3 separate regions of the Mus musculus genome follow, and regions 1 and 2 are each linked to region 3. A link is a loop called in an ENCODE intact Hi-C map of the cell type or tissue named here. Cell type or tissue: heart. All regions are shown on one strand. Links, peaks and the distances in the headings refer to the core of each region. The heading gives the core; the rest is flanking DNA. Region 1 has its middle 7.9 kb from the start of Gm34754. Region 2 has its middle 79 kb from the start of Gm34848. Region 3 has its middle 28 kb from the start of Gm34848.

Region 1 (6,309 bases), core at 400-5,399, 53 kb before region 3:
AAGGGCAGTTCCTTACAAGAGTAGGTTTGTTGATTGACTCAGTGGTATCAGTGAAGACATCAAGAGGAATCACACAGTACTGAAGTTAACTCATGACAAAGACTATCTTGGGCATCATCAGCTGCTTCCCAGTACCTGGAAAGATGCTTTCTGTGTGGTGGCTGCCCCACACCTCCACTGTGGAGCTGAATAAAAACACCATTGCTTTCTCTCCATGGCTCTGAGGCTCTCTGTTAACCCCAGTGGTCTCAGGTCTGACACTTGCACTACCGAAGAGAGAACCCCCGCCTTTCCAGGAACCATAATCCATCCAATATGTAATAATATTTAACAGCTACCAGGACAACACATAATCTAGGCAACAACCCTGGGATCCCCCACGTGGGTCCCTAACCATTCCTTTTTGGTTACAAACCTGGGAGCTTTGTCTGTGTTTCTCATTTAATTTTTATTTTATTTTTTTTTTTAAACTCAACTCCAGGGGGCTGGTGAGATGGTTCAGTGGGTAAGAGCACCGACTGCTCTTTCAAAGGTACTGAGTTCAAATCCCAGCAACCACATGGTGGCTCACAACCACCCATAATGAGATCTGATACCCTCTTCTGGTGCATTTGAAGACAGCTACAGTGAACTTATAATAATAAATAAATCTTTGGGCCGGAGCAAGTGGGGTTGGCCAGAGCAAGCAGAGGTCCTAAGTTCAATTCCCAACAATCACATGAAGGCTCACAACCATCTGTACAACTACAGTGTGTACTCATATACATAAAATAAATAAATCTAGCCGGGCGTGGTGGCACACGCCTTTAATCCCAGCACTCGGGAGGCAGAGGCAGGCAGATTTCTGAGTTCGAGGCCAGCCTGGTCTACAGAGTGAGTTCCAGGACAGCCAGGGCTATACAGAGAAACCCTGTCTCGAAAAAACCAAAAAAAAAAAAAAAAAAAAACAAAACAAAAAACAAAAACCCAAAACAAAATAAATAAATCTTTAAAAAAAAAAAACACCTCAACTCCATACCTCTAATGAACAGCACAATATAGAAACAATTGGAAGGAAGTCAATAAAACAGGGTGGAGGAAACGGATCGAATTAAAACACCAGATATGGTCTGTGTAGATGCTGGAAGTGGGGCTGAAAGGGTTAATCATTCGAGCAGATGAAAATGATGGGAGAAGCTGCGTTGTTTATTCAGGGTGCAGCCCCGATGGACGTGTGTGTGTGTGTGTGTGTGTGTGTGTGTGTGTGTGTGTGTCTGTCTGTCTGTCTGTCTGTCTGTCTGTCTGTATCTGTCTGTATCTGTCTGTATCTGTCTGTATCTGTCTGTATCTGTGTATCAGTGCACTTAGAACACAGGTGCGAGTGCACACGCTACGGCTGCTTTTGAACTGATTCCTATATGACAGGGAGTTATCTGCTGGAGGCGTGCAGTAAGGCTTGCTCCTGTACAAACTTCTCAGTCTCTTCCCCATGCAATCTCCAGTCTTGGCTTGAACCGTCATAGTGTTTCAGGGCCTTGTACCTTGCCCCTTCTCTTCCCTGTCAAAGCTCTAAAAGCCAAGAATCACTCACAATGGCAGGTGGCTCCCTGAGGTTCCCTCCCTCCAAAGCCTTCATTTCAACAAGGAGAATACCGGATAAGTATCACAAAATTGATTTATGCATTACTTACATGGGCACCACCTCACTAATGCCTAATACCCAGCAGGTAATAGGTACTCAGAAGTTACTGAATGGACAGGTAAACAAACTTGTGGCTCAGACCCACTGAACGTCATACAGTAAACCAGAAATGGAGCAGCAGGTGGGGAGCAGGCTATAACCCGGGCTTTCTGGTGGTACACCCAAGTCCCCTGCACACTCATGAAGACTCCTTTCCAAGGTGCTAAGGATCAGAATCTCAGACTCAGTACTGCCAGGGCCTTGTGTCTGCTTGGTACACACTCTACCATAGAGCTAACTGTCTCCAGAAGTTCAATGCCACAGACAGAAAATTCACCTGTGGCGGTCAGAGGACAACTTGTGGGGTCATGCTAGGCAGGGGTGGCATGTTCTCTAACCTACTGAAGCTCCCCACTGGCCTGAATCAGGAGAATCTGACTCGGGAGAAGAGTAATTTCCTCGCTTCCCAGAATTTACTCCATGAAGACAGTTTCTTTTGCCCCAGAAGCAGCCAGATCCTACCAGAACTGCGGCTTGATTCGAACTCTCAAATGTGCAAACCGCTACCTGAGTCCAGCCTCATTTTATACCGTCAGCTTATTTTTGCAACACACAGTGACCTCCTGTGCTCTCCAGGAAAAAGGCAGCATCCTGAGGCTGGAAAGGAGCCTTGCCTTCCTGACCTGGTCCCCGAGAGACTTACTTGTCTTTTTTTTTTTTTTTTTTAAAGATTTTATTTATTATTATAAATAAGCACACTGAAGCTGTCTTCAGACACACCAGAAGAGGGCATCAGATCTCATTACAGATGGTTGTGAGCCACCATGTGGTTGCTGGGATTTGAACTCAGGACCTTTGGAACATCAGACAGTGCTCTTAACTGCTAAGCCATCTCTCCAGCCCCGACTTACTTGTCTTTTACTTAGTCCTTGAAAGCAAGAAACTCTCAATGTTTAAGAAGCTGCGAAGTCCCTGGGGTCCGTTTGTCCCCCACTTATAATCACAGGGCTGCACACTGCGAGGGAGGGATGGCACAGAACCTGCCTTGGAGGACCTTGAGAGGTACCAGAGAGCCCCACACAGTGACACACACCACCATAGGACCCACAGGCATGCGCAAAGGGCAACCCAGACTCCTGCTGGTGGGAGGACCCCTCTGGTAAAAACCTGCAAGTGACGGCCTTCTTTGGAAGAAGCTTCCAAGAAAAACGTGTCTGTATCGCATTTGAGTACCTGGGGGTTATTTGTGGAATGAACGATAGGGCATCTAGAACTTCCTTTAAGACAGAGAAAACAATCAAGTGTGTGGCTATGGAACTGAGTGGAGAAAAACAGTCAGCTATGACACAGTTCATCAGGGCAGGTGGCCCGCATGTGCGACTCTATTATACTACTCTCTGCTGTGTAGGCCCAACGATTCCTAGAATAAACAAAAGGGAAATGTTTGGAGGATCCATTTTAAGTTGTGCTAACGCGAGCTCTGGTCTTGGGCAATTCATTTCATTCCTTGGGCCCTCAGTTTCCCCAGCTGTGCGGTGACTTGAATGTCTTCTGAAGATAGCTTTTTAAAGACTAAATGGTAAGATAAGATATACACAAAGGGCCCGGAACTATAATAACAGTAATAACACCTCTCTCTGCCATGAAAACACGGCAGAGCTTGACCATAGGTAGCGTATGATTTTTTTCCTCTAAGGCAAGCCATTCAGGGCAGCCCTGGAATGGGCGACCTAGGAGCCCAGAACTGAGCAATTACCATCCAGCCCTCCCAGCACCCTTGAGGTACCTATGGCTTTTCTGAAAGCTGAACTCAATACTAATTATTATCAGCAGGCCTCCAGTTCTTTCTTTAGTAAAACCACTCGGAGGGTTTTATTTTTATCTTAATTACACTGAATCAAGCGTCCTTCGCCTCCGGCTGATATGAAAGCCAACCTTTTATGAAGCAACTTTATTCTTCATGTTCCTGTAGATAAAAATAACACCTCAGTGCCCTGAACCTACAGAATCAGATTGGGGAGAAGGAAGAAGGCAGGAACTTACATAATTCTTCATTAGTCTATATGAACTGGTGACAATATTGGCTTATTTAAACTAAAATTATTGCATGTTCCATGAAGTTTTCTATAGCAAATTTGTACCTAATCTGACTCAGTGATCATCTGTGGATTGTAGAGTCAACAATTGGATCAACTGTCCACACGTCTGATGGTCTTGCCCTTTTCATCTGTAAAATGGGGACAGTGAGTGCTTCTCCACAGTAAAAGCTCAATATGGGTGTCAGAGAAATGGTTCAGTTGGCAAAGCATCCGCTAAGCAAGCCACGAGAACCTGGGTTCAGATTCCCCTCACCCATGTAAAATCTGGATAGGCAGTGGGTACTTATAATGCTCCCACTGTGGGGATGGAGTAGGAATAGAGACAAGAGGGTCTCTGGAGCTTGGTGGCCAGCCAGCCCATACAATTGGTGACCTCCAGGTTTAATGAGAGAACCTGTCTCAAACAATTAGGCAAAGGAGAACAACTGAAGATAACATTCAACATTCACCTCTGGCCTGGGCATGTGGACACACACATGCAAAACTGAACACATACATATAGCACACACACACACACACACACACACACACACACGTGCACGGCGGGGGGCAGGGGTATTGTTTTTGTACCTTAGTCTCAGCTCTTAGTCTAGAATCTAGAATCACACATGCCTCCCACAATGCCCTTGCAAGCACCTCAGAGATGACGCCATGTCAATTCTAGTGGCCCAAAATAGACGGTCCTTCTTCACCTCTGGGTGAAACAACAAGAAATTTAATTATCAGACAAAGAAAACACTCTTTCTATTTTTAGATTGAAACCCTCCAGCAGCGCAGAGCTGGAAGAATGTCTCTGAAAACATTTTTTTCTTTTAAATCTAGGTTAACTGTTTCTAGAATTTGGAAGACAATGTATTCTAAAAATACTACCTCTGCATTCATCTTCCTTGACGCTCCCTGAAAAGTGGCCTTTCACTCTGCTGGGTCACGGAAGGGTCTTTAGACAAGCCTGTCTCAGGGTTGTTCATCTTAGCTATTCTGGCTCAATGTCCAAGTGAACACACTTTGTCCATTTCCTGGGTTTGAATCCACCTTCCTTCCCCATCCCTAAGGCACTGCCATACAATCAGAAATGCCTTTAACCCTTCTCTGTCTTTTGTTTTGTCTTGTGGATGTAGGATCTCACTCTGTAGCCCAGGATGCCCTCAAATGTCCAATCCTCCTGCCTCAGTCTGAATGCTAGACTACAGGCATATGCCCCCATGCTTGATTCTGGCTTCTAATTGATGGTTTCCCAAGCCATCAACCACCACACACAGAGAAAAGGAACTCTAACTCCTGGAATTTGGAACAATATTGGTAATCCCTATTTAGTGAAAGGGTTGCTCACCAATTAAGAAAAGATAAAGTTTTTTTTATTTGGAACTTAAGGCAAGTTTCAATTTAAAATCAGGGAAACTGAGGCACAAAGAGGCCAAGGAACTTGTTTACGATGCTGCTGCTTTTGAGAACTTGGGTGGGGTGAAACTCATTTTGTATCATCTCTTCTCTTCTCTACACCTTCTGGTGGGGATGTTCCCTCCGATTCCACCTAAGGACCACGTGCCAGCCAAGGTGCTTATGGGTCCTCCAGGTCCCTGCCTTCTCTCTGCCTGCAGGTGCTCCATCTCCTCCTACTACTCTCAGCTCTGCTTAGTCCTCTCACCACAGTCCTACCCCAGGATCTCAGATTCTGCCCTGACAGTCACTCTGCTCTGTCTTTCTGTCCTCTCCTGAACAGTCTCTAGCCCCTCCTACTAGGGTTCCCTTGTGTTAGTTAGCCCAGTGGTTTTCAACCTAGGGGTCAAATATAAGATATCCTGTATATCAGATATGTATACTACAATTCATAGCAGTAGCAAAATTACAGTTATGTGGTATAGACAAAATAATTTTATGGTTAGGGATCACCAGAACATGAGGAACTGCATTAAAGGGTCACAGCATTAGGAAAGTTGAGAACCACTAACGTTTAGTCCTCTCTTCTCTTTCCTTTTATTCCCCCCAAGATAGGGTTTCTCTGTGTGGCCCTGGCTGTCCTGGAACTCACTCTGTAGACCAGGCTGGCCTTGAACTCAGAGAGCCTCCTGCCTCTGCCTCCTAAGTGCTGGGATTAAAGGCGTGCGCCACCACCACCTGGCTCTTCATGTTATTATTATTATTACTATTATTATTAAAAAACAAACTTTATAAGCATTATATAATTTTGGTAGAAAAATCAGGAGTTACAGAGACGCAAAAGGAAGAAAACTAAATTAGCCAAAGCCCATCCCAAGAGATGAGGTTGTCACAAGTCACTGGAGATTTTTTTTTTCTTTTACACACTAATGTTACAGTGTCCACTATTTATCTATGAAGTTGTTTTGTTTTTAAGAATTATGTTTTACTTTATGTATATGAGTGTTCTGCCTGTGTGTATATATGTGTACCATTCACATGCCCAGTGCCTAAAAGAATGGGTCAGATCCCCTGGAGCTGGAGTTACAGATGATCGTGAGCTGCCATGTGGGTTCAGCTGGGAACTGAACCTCGGTCCTCTGAAGAGTAGCCAGTGCTCTTAGCTGTTGAGCC
Region 2 (6,309 bases), core at 379-5,378, 51 kb after region 3:
CGCTCTAAGGGCAGTCTGGGGACTCCAACACTGTACTCACAGTCACCTCACACACATTTATTTGCCTGGCATCTCTCAATGGCTGCCTGGTGTGAGCAAGCCATGCACACTCAGGTGTTAATGGAGACTTTGGGCTGGAGAGGGCACCAGCAGGCAGCTGAGCTAGCTAGGCTCCCTGGGAAGTTTTATGTTCAGGGAACAGGATAGAGACAAGCCTCTGAAAGTCACTGTTTCCTCAAGGCTGCTCAAGGCAACTATCAAGTACCTCAAAGTTACAGCCTCAGAGGCCCAGGCACTGCTGGAGTCGACTTATTAACAGACAGAAGCGTAGCAGTTGAGTGTAAGGGGGTTGGGGGGTGGAGCAGAAACTGCTCAGAAGAAAGACAGATAGACGGGGACCTGCACCTCCGCACGCATGTGCGTTTGTGTCTCCAGCATCTTACAGGCTCTAGAAACAGGTCAGGACATGCAGGTGAAGACTAGGCAAAGCCAGTCAGGCTCTGTCTGCATTGCCTTCATCCTCAGAGACCTCCCAGGACCCTAAAGCTAGTCACTTTCAATCATTTTAAAAAGCCTGTATCCTCCAGTCCCAAGCTCCTGGCTGAGAGGGCTGCAGCTCCCCACACAGGGACCCCTCTCTTCCCTGCTACCTCTCCCTCAATCCACCCCAGAGCCCCACTCAGGCCAGTACCCAAGGAGCTGCCTCAACACTTCCCCAGCCTCAGTTTCTGTCAACTTTTCAGTCGACCTGTGTAGATCTTGTCTGCTGGACCTAGGATCTGAAGACCTGAAAGAATGGGGCAGACTGCAGTCTAGTTCTGCAGACAGTCCGATTTCCATTTCAATGTACATTCATAGACAACTGTCACTATGAAAGCAATGATCTAAGGAAGGTTGTTTGAGTTCAGAAAAACACGTAAATAAATGCCAGTAAGCACATACTAAATATTAACAGAGTAGCCCTTTCCCAGAACTTTCTCAGGAGAGTCCAATTTAAACACAATTGCCTGGCACACATAATAGATTATATCTGGGAGGGCACAAACGCCAAGCAGAAGGCTGTATCCAGATTCGGGGTACATGGACCAGTTTGGGTTCTGTGGCTACGCTCTGACATCCAACAAGAATAAACATGTCTTATAAACTGAATGTCAATGTTTGTCACAGGAGGCATAGAGTCACATCCAAGAACCATCCAGGGAACAAAATGCACTTGAGGTAAAAGGCCCTCTGTCCTTTTTTCTGGAGCCTCTGTCACAGTTCCCCAAGGCATAGCTCCCCATGGGTCATTCTTTTGACAGTGTCTAACAAGTTACCAACTCTGTAAAACTGGAGATAAGCCCAAACTGCTGGAAGCTGACATCAACATTTCTTTTTTTCCTTGCTGTGAGCCTGGATTGAATTTCATTTCATTAATTAACCTATTTTCCCCCCACTGGAGTTTGTTTCATTTGTTTTGGGACAGGGTCTTACTCTGTAGCTCGGGGTTGGCTGAAAACTCATGGTAATTTTGTATAGCTTTCCCGAGTGCTAGCGTTGTAGATGTGAAACAGTACATCTGGCTTAACTTCCTTTATTTCTATTTATCTAGTTAGTTGTTTTGGCTTTGTGATTTGTTTTGTTTCTTAAGAGGCAGGGTCTCATGTAGCCGGGGCTGACCTCAAACTCACTACGCAGCCAAGGACCGTCTTAAATTTTTGGTCCTCCTGCTAAGGTTGCAGGTGTGCACAGACACCCCCACTTTTTATGCAAGGCCAGAGCTAGAGGCAGGGCTGTGGGCATGCAAGCAAGCACCCACCAACTGAGCTGCAGCTGAGGGCCATGAAAGAAAATGAAAGGGAAATGCAACAGTTACAGAAATCATAACCTGAAAAATGCCAAGTAAAGACAGACATGAAATCCTCGGAGAAAGCAGGTGATGTTTAAGAGACTCTAAGTACCTACTGATGCTGTTTTTCTAAATGACCCTGTTGTCAAACTCCCTTCTAAACATCTGTGTTCAGATCCATAGTCTGGTGCTGTGTCCACCCAGCCTTGGTCAGGGAAGGTTCTTGTTGCAGTGGGCGGTGGTTTCTGCAGAGATGCATTTCTGCTGAAAGTGTGAAAAACGGCTGTGAGCGGTCAACCGTAGATGAGAGCACCTCTATCAGAGCCTGTCCTGGAAGCTTAAGGGGCTGAAGAGGGAGCAGAAAGGACATAAGAGTCAAAGGACAGGGAGGAGAGCCATGAACTGCTGTCCCCTGGTCATGGTGTAGCTTCTGCTCACACAACTCTGCAGCAGCTATGGTACCCTGCACAAGATAAAGTCCATCCAAAATTCCATCATGGAGGACAGGGTCATGTATAGGGGGTTCTCCCAGGGCTCTGCCCCAGCTGAGGCACATTGGCAGTTCATGATTGCTAGAGGAGGGAGAGCCACTTTTCTTTAGAAGCCTGGCCACTGATAGATTTCCCACACCCCAGTACTCATGTGCTTATAGGTAGTGTTAATCAGACTCAGTGGGTTAAATAAATAAACAAACAAATAAATAAATTTAAAAGGAGGGCATGAATTGGGAGGGAGATGAGATGCAGGTCCCCATGGGAGTTTTTGGAGGATGGATTTGATTAGGATGTACCCCAGGTAATTGATGTTGTGACTCTAGGCAACTTCTGTGAGTACTACTACTACTACTACTACTACTACTACAACACACACACACACACACACACACACACACTCCTGTCTGATTCTTGTGCTCTAAGAAGGAATGTTGGAGAATTCACTCCCTTCAAGACTTGGCTGGGCAGACCTGGGTGTTATGATACTAACACAGTCACTGTAGCTTTAATGGGGTGAGGCCCCTCCTGGAGAACACAAAGTTCCACTGGAAATAGCTAGAAGTGAATCTTTTCTAGGGCTAAGGGTTGGAGAGAACAGGGCTCCTACCTCTACAAGGACAAAGCTAAGAAGTCGCACAGAGTGTGGGTGCACAGTCCCCTCTGGTGGCCGTCATCAGAAATGCAGGGAGGAGCCTCGCCCCTCTATAAGGGCTCAGCAGCCAGTCTAAACAGTATATCCAGACTAAGCCCTTTCAAAAACTGGAATTGAGATCTGGCAAGACAAGTGAGTAAAGACACCTGACCCTGACAACCTGAGTCAGATCCCTAAGACACATAAGGTACAAAGAAAGACGTGACTCTCAAAAGCTGTCCTCTGATACAGACACACACACACACACACACACACACACACACACACAAAACGTGTTCTAAATGTTTAAGTAAACAAAATAAAACAGGAACTGAAAATTAAAAGATTTCATTTCTCAACAGAACTGATAGGAAAAGGTTATATTTGGACTTTCCTTACTTAGGGAGTTTTCTTGCTGCTGCTGCTCTTGTTTTCTGGAGCACTTGAATGTCGTCTACAGATGCCCCCGTGAGTGCTGAAGCACCAGATGTATCGAAGGATGCAGCAAGCTGCCTGAGTTCTCTAAGTGTCCAAAGGCCCAGAGTGTCCCAACACCATCTTAAGAGACTGTCCTCATGGCTACTAAACTCTAAACTTTACAAACCATACCCTAAATACAATCTGCTATTTCCTTCCAGAAAACCCCAGCAGGTCTGGGCCAGGAACAGTGGCTAATGGCAGAGAGGACAAGACAATGTAGGGTCAGACTCAGTAGATCCTGGCTGGCCTGTTCTGGAGTCTTCCAGTATTTGAGTGAACTTGGGCACAGTCTTCAGGCAGCTAAAGAACCAGAGCTGAAGACTGCTGCTGCGTATAAACGGTGTCTTGGGTTATTGTTGGAGAGTCACAGTACAGGGTACAAAGACTGCCCACTGCTGATGTGCACTTCAAATCTCCAAATACAACAGAGCCACGGACTTTGGTGTTTTTATAGATAAGGAAATCAGGGCTGAGAGAGGGCCTGTCCCTTACTAAGGGTCCCTCAGCTCAGTGAATCCCAAGTACATCTTGCTGACTCCACAGCTCTGCTCTGGGATGCTCAGGGCAGAGGGCGGAGGCTGTAAAGAGGGCTATCAAGGGCAAGATGGCCCTGGAGCCCAGCTCACATGACAGAGCAACATGTAGGCAGTGCCAGAAACAACAGTTCCTTTCCTTCCCTGCTCTCTGCCCTAATCACGGAGCTCCCCCTCGCTCTTAAGCCCCACTTCCTGCTTGATAACCCCATTCTGATTGCTGGATTTCCACACGGTGATAGCTGCCCTTCTGCACACAGCCAGTCCTGACCCCAAATCCGCAGATGTGATGGCTGGGTCTGCACTTCCTCATAGAAAGTTTTTCCTGGAATTACACCCTAGCCATTAATACTTAGGGGCTCAGCCTTTTCTCCATTCCCACAGGAAACAGTCACCAGCCCCCAGGTTGTGCCAGGCACTGTACTGGGCACTCAGGATATAAAGCCTCTTAGAAAACTACCCAAAGCTAGAAACTAAAACAGAACTTTAGTCATCTATAGCATGAACCAGCTTACAGGGAAGGGAACCGCAGTTAGCATGTCAACTTCTAGAATCACCTGGGAAGAAGGTCTCAGTGAGAGACTTAGATGAGGCTAGCCTCCCTGTGGGAGATTATCTTGATCGTCTTAAATGAGATGGGAAGACCTGCCCACTGTGGGTGGCACTATTCCCTAGGTGGGGAATTCAAGCTGAGCATAGGCATGTATGCAGTAATTCACTGCCCTCTGTTTGACTGCGGATGGAACATGACCAGTGTGCTCCAAGTATCTACCACCTTAACATCCCTACAATAATGGCCAGAACTTAGAACTGGGAGCCAAATAAACCCTCCCTCCCTCCCTTCCTTTAAGGTGTGGTTGTCAGTGTTATATCATAGCAACAGGAAACAACACTAAGATTAACTTTACTTGATTCATTGTTTGCTTTTGGTTTGTTCCCAGACTCTGCACAGTTAGGCTATCAACTTACAAAGCATAGACACACAGCAAAATAATTTTTCAGGCCTAGCCTCAAAGGTCAGTTTTACTGTCCTAAATGAACTAGCATGGTTTATATCCAAGTTTGTATTTAATATAGTCTTCCCTTTTCTGTAGTATCTTCTGGTATTATATATGTATGTATATTTTTATATATGATACAAACATACATAAATTTGTGTATGTGTGTGTGTGTGTGTATATATATGTCTGTGCGTGTCTGTGTATCTGTGTTCATTCCTTGGTCATCCTTAAAATAAGATTCTCATCCTCACCCTGTTACTTTTTGCTGAGTTAAACAAATTTTTTACCTGGGTTAAATGTATATATTTGGTCAACAGACCAAATAAAATGAATCTTCACATGACACGATTGAAATGTAAAGTACTTCAGGCATGGAGAGAGGCACCCCAGCCTGATACGGCATGTGCAAACATCCTGTGGCAGCGAGTGGGACATGCTGGAGAGAAGGTTGGGTCATGTGAACTTGAACACCTATAACCAGGGTCTTTACAGCAGCTTCTGTGCCAATACCACACCATGATTATAGAGTCAAGTACCCCCATCTGCCCCAGCCACATTCAGCAGCCGTGTCCTACCAAACAGATTCGGCCTCACGGGGTAGGGTAAAGACTGTGGCACTCAGATAATGAGGCTGTAATTCCATGCCAACCAATGACAAGGAAAGGCGTGGTAAGCAGGCAATATAACCAGGATTCTGTCAGGAAAAGAGGAACTCACCGGTTCTGGTATGTGCGTGGTTCTATGATGGACCCTGACCCGAAGAGAGTTAACCAAAAGAGTTACTTACAGTAAACATCCATTGAAACTGTCACTTGTGTATCAAGACTGATGCCTACCTGTTGAAAATTGACATCTATCTATTGACACTGAAATCCATCTATTGAAATTGATGGCTATCAACCATCTTAAAAGCTTTGTTTTTAAGAGTCTAGTTGTAGAAAAACAAGTGTTTCTCTGATTGTTCCAGGAAGGGCAACGAGCTCCAGCAGCCACCTCACCGCTTTCCCTCACGAGGAAGCCTCACTTTCCCCTTATCAGATGTCTCGATTCTCTCAGGACAGGGATGCCACACAGACAGGGAATTTCTCCTCCCTTTACCTTTGGATTTATAATGATGAACAGGATACTACCATCGTCCCCAGCCCAGAACCACAGAGAGGAGACACCCTACAAACGCTGGGGTGAGAGGGGCAATGTCGGCGCTCTGCTTAGCCCTGGGAATGCTGGGGCGTTGCGCATCAGAGCAGTGGCAGATGCTAAAACATACAACCAGAAACCGGCAGAATTCATTGCAACATTCTTTGGATGCACGGCTTCCCCTCTGGGAACGGCCTGGGTGGCC
Region 3 (6,309 bases), core at 760-5,759:
GCCTTTAATATCAGCACTTGGGAGGCAAAGGCAGGCTGATTTCTGAGTTCAAGGCCAGCCTGGTCCACAGAGTCAGTTCCAGGATAGCCAGGGCTACACAGAGAAACCCTGTCTCGAAAAACCAAAAAAATTTTAAAAATTTAAAAGTTTAAACAAACAAACAAACTAGTTTTTACTTTGATACAGCATAGCTATCTGCATGCCTGAGATTCACATCATGGCTGAAATGAGTTTGGAAACAGATGACATTTGATAGGTGAGTAAACAGAGCCGCAGAGAAAGTGACTTGTCATGAATGCTCTTCCTCAGGTCATCGAACCCTACCAAACACCAAAATGGACAAGTTGACAAAGCACCGAAGAGAAAGTCCTTCAGACACTGTATATGGCAGGAGACTAAGCAGGGCCCCAGTATTAGCTACCACCTGCTGCCTAGTGGCTAAAGATGTCATTTCTGCATCCACTCTGCCTTCATATGAAACTTGATTTTTCTTGTCAGCAAGCAGACTTTAGGAAAATCAACTTTTCTAAGCCTCAGTGTTACCATCTGCAAAATGGTAAAACAGTAGCTAATCCTTCCAGGGCTATAGCAGCTTCATAAGCTAGTAACGTAAGTGCTATTGTTTGTTCTACGTTAATATCATTGTGTTAATGTCGTTTATATGTAACACCTTTAAATGTCAATTCCCGCACCCCAAAGGCTCAAAAATTATTCTTCATTAAGCAAGCAAGTAGCTGGTGTCGTGAGCTGGAGGAGAATGAAATTACCCAAGTCACATGACAGGATTAAAAATACATGTTTATATAATATCAGTAGAGTTAAAAGGAAACTACAATGGGGGAGAAAATATCAATACATCATATATATATAATAAGGGATAAATATCCAAATACAGAAAGAATTCCTAAATTCAACAACAAAGATCAAACACCCTGATTCAAAAATAGGCACCAATCTTGAGCTGTTTCTCTGCAGATGCACAAATGATCAACAATAAATATGAAAACATCCATGTCACCAGCATTAGATGAACACAAAACGAAACACATAACAAAAATAAAAACAGAAAATAGTAAGTGTTGTCAAGGATGTTGAGAGCCTGGGATCCTCGTGTGCTTCAGGCAAGATGGAGAAAATCACAGATGCCATGGGACTACGACGTAATTACAATCCAGCAATTCTACTTTGGGGTACAGACCCTGAGAAAGTGAAAGGAGGGTTTCAAAGGTCTATTTGTACATTCACATTTGTGATAGCACCATTCACAATGCTAAAGCCTGAAAGTGAGCCAGGGCTCAGTGAGGGATGAGCGGGTGCACAAAATGTACACATACACAAACAGAACACTACTCAGCCTCCAGGGAGAAAATTCTGACACAGGTTAGATCATTGATCAACCCTGAGGATGTTGTCTGAAACAAGTCAGTAACAAGAAGAGAAACCCTGTTTGACTCAACTTGCCAAATCCTTAGAGCAGTCAAAATCACAGGAAGATGACTCAGGCAGTAAGGCTGTTTGAGATATGGGCCTGAGTTTGAATCCCCATCAACCCTCATAAATCCTGGTGTAGTCACAGAGATGAGTCGCAGGGACTGGAGAATCTTTGGGGTTTGCTGGCCAATCACTGTACTCAAACTGGCCAGCTCCAGGTCAGTGAGTGACCATGTCTCAAAAGAGATATGGTTGGTGGGGGTTCGTGAGATGGCTCAGGATAAAATGAAAGGCAAGCCTGGTGACCTGACTTTGATCCCCAGAGTCAACAAAGAAATAGCATCAGCTCCATAGAGTTGTCGTTCTACCTCCACATGTGAGCTGTGCAAGCATGCCTTCATGCATGCTGCTTACACACACACAGTAATAATGAATACAAACTTTGAAAAAGAAGTTAGTGATTAAGGAAGACACCTGATGTTGACCACACACACACACACACACACATACATATACACATGCAGAGACACATACACGCACACACATAGTGACACACACGCACATACACAAAAACAGATATACATATATATACACACACATATATACACATACATGCATACTCACAGAGACACAGACACACACACACACACACACATATATATATATATATATACACAGAGACACACACATACATATATGCAAATGCGCATGTAAACACACATGCAAGCACAGATACACACAAACATACACACATGTACACACTGTCCAGACAGAACACAGAATGCTAGCTTCTATCTACCAGGATTGCAATTATCAGTCATTCTGGTGAGCGGTGAGGCTGGAACAAATGAGGGGTTTTCCTTTAAAGGAAGTTTTGGCTCCTCTAAAATGTCTACACATACCCCAAACAAATCATCAAACGGCATGGGAGAGGAAGCTTCGGGACTCTTAACCATCCTTCAACCGAGAAACAAATTGTTTCCTGCAGCTCACTCCCAAACAACCTGAGCTGCGTTCCAGCATACTGAGGGAGAACCTGGAGTGCGCCGGTCCGGCTTCATCTGTCCAGTGATGAGCACCATTGAAACACCAGAGTTACCTTAGGGAATCCTACAAGAGTGGCTCCAAACCTAATGAGCTTCCAAACTGAGTTTAGCCATTCTCCAATCCAGAGAGGAGAAGATGACCAAGGGAGCCCACCTAGAGATATAACTACCAGAAGAGAGAGAGAGTAGGTGCATCTTTCTCTCCCCATCTTCCCATTAGTTGATGTGGGTCTCTTGTAAAAATCAAAATGTTAGCATCATAGAACAGAGGGTGACCAGCTCTCCACTGACTTTCCTCCAATCATAGCTGCTTGGGAGGTGATGGCAGTGATGCAATGCTACCTAGTGTGTGTGCACAGGCACATGTGCACACACACACACACACACACACACACACACCAGGCTGCTGTCCTAATTACCGCACACAACTTTTTAATTCAAGTCTAAAGAGAGACAGGAACCCGGCTCCATCATCCAGGGTTTTTGTTGTTGTTTGTTTGTTGCTTTTTAATAGCAGCTCACTGCCTATCACCTCGGGTAATGCCAAGACCTCCACATCCTCCCACACCTCAGATTCTGACTCCCAATGGAGGCTTGGGTGAGAGCTGAGAGCGCCCATCCCCTGCTCCGGAACAAGGAACTTACCTGTGCACGGAGAAAAAAACAGCACCACACCATGGGGCGCTCCGACCTCATCCACCCCAATTCCCTGGCTGCTAAGTGCAGCAGAGCCTGGTGGACAGGAGGCTCGGAGCTGTGTGAGCATGGTTTCCCTGAGGGAACTCCTCCCCGCCACTTAAGTTGCATGACAGGAAGTGACAGGGGCCATCTGTTACAAGTGTCAGAAGCTAAGCACTCCAGCCCAGGGCTCCCTCTGCCTGGTAGTTTCCTTGCCGGTTATAGCTGCTCTTTCGGAGCACTCTTGGCTTTGGCATTCAAAAACAGACCCATCTCCAGTCATTTAGAAGCAAGTTGTGCTTACTGGGTCCCTACCTCGAGACATGTGAGATGTCCCAGCAGCCCTTAGGCTGTTCTGCCTCCCATGTGGAACTCTATGTATTTAAACACTTGAGTGAAATAGAGAGATGAGGAAGTGTCACTAGGAGGGATACGGGAAGGCCAGCTTTGGGTACAAAGAAATCAAAGGTCTCCTTTGAACTTTAAGTCCTGCCTGAGACACAGAGCACATACAAAACTACAATTTAAGAGTAACCACACACCCATCCGCTGCTTTCTTTTTACTTGAGTGAATCTGGCATCTTCCCTCCAATGCCTTTTAAAAATAGCTACTGATGGAAACCTTCCTTTTGGTTTTTCTTCCTGCTCTTCTTATGGTTAACTCGGCGCTAGCATTTCTCATTTCATGAACTGGCGGTCTCAGTGGGATGCACACCCAGTTCCCTGCTTTTTACAAGATCTATACTCCCTTAGGTAATGTAGACAGTATCACTGCGACCTACAGTGTTCTGGAAGACCACAGTAAACCGTCTCCGTCACTCTCTATACAGGGCTATTGGTCTCAAGCCCAAGGAGACCTAGCTCCTGTGAAGTTTTCAAGTTTTTTTTTTTAAAGTCCCCAACAGGGCAGAATTTATTCATAAAGATCTTGTAAATATAATATTTAGCTTCAAAGATGTAAAACAAGCTTTACTGTCTCTCAAATGCACAGGTTTCAACAAGTGCTCATCTTTCTCACCCTAGCATAAGGTCAGAGGACCAGCATAGAGAGCAAGGTCAGAGGACCAGCATAGAGAGCTGGTTCATTTGGACAAGACACTCATCTAACTTCAGGGACTATGAGAAAGGCTAGCACCATCCATACTGCCAGGAAAATGTATATTCAACAGACAGACAGACAGACAGACAGACACACACATTAACTGAGCCTCCCAAAATAATTTTCACTTGGACAAAGTTTTCGAAGAGCTCTCAGAGACAGGAACCCAGGCATCTAGGAAGGGTGTGCAGGACAAAAAAGAAAAAGAAAAACCAGAAAAATCAGGCCATAGCAAGGAAGTGTGGGACCCCAAAGTGCTTAACTTGGCTGTGCCCAGAGGCAACTCTGACAGGTTCTTCTTACTTCAGAGGATGAGCGGTTGCACTTGTTTGAAGAAAGAAGGGAGTGATATCACTCTAAAGCACTCCTGTCTGAAAGACAAGAATGAGTCACCTCGGGGCCGGCACCCAGGTCACACCAAATGGTGGTGTCGCAGGGTCCTTGGGGTCCTTCTTCCCCAAGCCTAACACCTCACAAGAAGGATTTTTGCTCAAAATCCACTCAGAAAGAACCCCACATTTGCACAGGCCCCTCAACAACCTTTGCATGTGGCAGCCCAGCCAAAGAATGAATGTTAACCCTCTGAGAACCCCTGGGACATTCTTTAAGCCTGGGACAAAGCCACTTCCAAAAGCTCCAATCACCAAGACCAGCCTTACCCTGGTGGACATCCCAGGGAAATGTGAGCTGACAGAGCACACTCTGGTTTGGCTCATTTCTGTGGAGGGATGAACCACTCACAGCAACTAACCTAGGCTGACTCAATCAATTTTCCAGCTACTGAGAGTGGAGAAGAGGAAGGGGACCAAAAGCAGCGGCTACAGCATTTCTAGGAACAGGTGAACCTGACTACGCCCTAAAGCAGGTAGCGGTCGAAAAGGAAGGAAGTAGGGAGAGAAGGAAGCCTAAAGATGCCCTGGCAGGGACAGGGGCACAGAAAGGCCAGTGCACAGCCATTTCCTCTGCAGCTGTTACCGCTCTGACAGGAGTAAGAACTCCAGGAACAAAAGGGTCTGTGAAGACAGAGAGGAAAATGGCGAGGAGAAGCCACTGCCCTGTGACATTCATTTTGAGCTGCAGCACATGAGTTCATAAAGAAACTAGAGTTTTTGCTCTGGGGGCTACAGGGATTCTGGTATGTTTTTCAATTTTTACAAGTAGTATATCATTGCAACACAGCCAAGCAGAAGGTAAAAAAGCAAAATTCATCTTTCCAAGGGCTCTGCCACAACCCCCTTTGGCAGAGGTAGTGGGGTTAAAGTCAGAGGGAGACTTGGACTCAACACTAGTGCCTTTGGGATAGGGGAGGGGAGAATACCGAAGACAAAGGCCAGTGGGCTCCGCCTGCTGAAGAGGTTTCTCCACTCAGTTTCTGCTCTGGGGAACCCAAGAGGCTGCCAGCTCAAGCTGATCAGATATTCTAGGTTACTTTTTTAAAGCCTAAAATTCCAGATCTTTTATTCAAGAGAGAGAAAGAGAGATCCCAAGGGCCATCTGTATGGAACGTTCAAAGGGCAACACTTCTGGAATTTTCCTGGTACTGAGACACCCCTGAGCTTCTGGGTGTATCAAGGTCTTTGCCTCCGCCCCTTTCTTTTCTAAAAACAGGACAACGACATTGGTGAACTGCAAGAGCACAGGCCTTTTCCTTGACAACCAGGGAGGGCATCTTCCCACGCCATGATGCATCTTCAGCGTCTTGCTGGAGAGCACTTCTGTACCACTCCATCAGCCCACAACATTGGGCGCTATGCAAACATGAAAGACGAGCTTGGAATGTTCCTTTACCGTTGTCCATTCTCACCACCGCCAGTGCTGGACACTTGGCTCATGGTAACAGTGTCCTTGTGGAGGATGTTAATGCATTCTGAACCATGATTACTGCGACATTACACTGTGACTGCCGATTGTTGATATGTGAACATGAGCCCTGACCATGTATTTCTTTGTTTATATGATCCTCACAACTCTGTTAAGACGGTCTTAATTTTATTATGATATTCTACTCTGAAGTTTTTTAAACAACAACAACAAAAGAATCTAAAACTCAGAAAG

Evidence for each region. Hi-C counts contacts between places; a loop is a spot of excess contacts. Peaks named below come from ENCODE experiments on the same cell type or tissue, not always from the same donor. Only the 100,000 strongest peaks of a DNase experiment are listed, where the experiment ranks them.
Region 1: a loop joins it to region 3, with 2.0 times the contacts of the local background. A loop is called at or near these places in 2 of 42 quality-filtered maps.
Region 2: it touches region 3 in a loop (2.3-fold over the local background); 13 of 42 quality-filtered maps call a loop at or near these places.

What each region holds. Positions count from the first base shown.
Region 1 is chr14:27,287,509-27,293,817 of GRCm38, reverse strand. It overlaps a transcript of Arhgef3 not described here. Among named protein-coding and RNA genes, the nearest start is that of Gm34754, 7.9 kb to the right of the region's middle. In heart, for the core only: a CTCF peak has its summit at 2,322; no DNase peak of the experiment used is centred there; H3K27ac peaks cover 421 bases.
Region 2 is chr14:27,183,892-27,190,200 of GRCm38, reverse strand. It overlaps a transcript of Arhgef3 not described here. Among named protein-coding and RNA genes, the nearest start is that of Gm34848, 79 kb to the left of the region's middle. In heart, for the core only: a CTCF peak has its summit at 2,992 (motif pointing left); DNase peaks (open chromatin) are centred at 2,980, 3,410 and 4,130.
Region 3 is chr14:27,234,967-27,241,275 of GRCm38, reverse strand. It overlaps a transcript of Arhgef3 not described here. Among named protein-coding and RNA genes, the nearest start is that of Gm34848, 28 kb to the left of the region's middle. In heart, for the core only: a CTCF peak has its summit at 3,305; a DNase peak (open chromatin) is centred at 3,285; H3K4me3 peaks cover 1,103 bases; H3K27ac peaks cover 2,525 bases.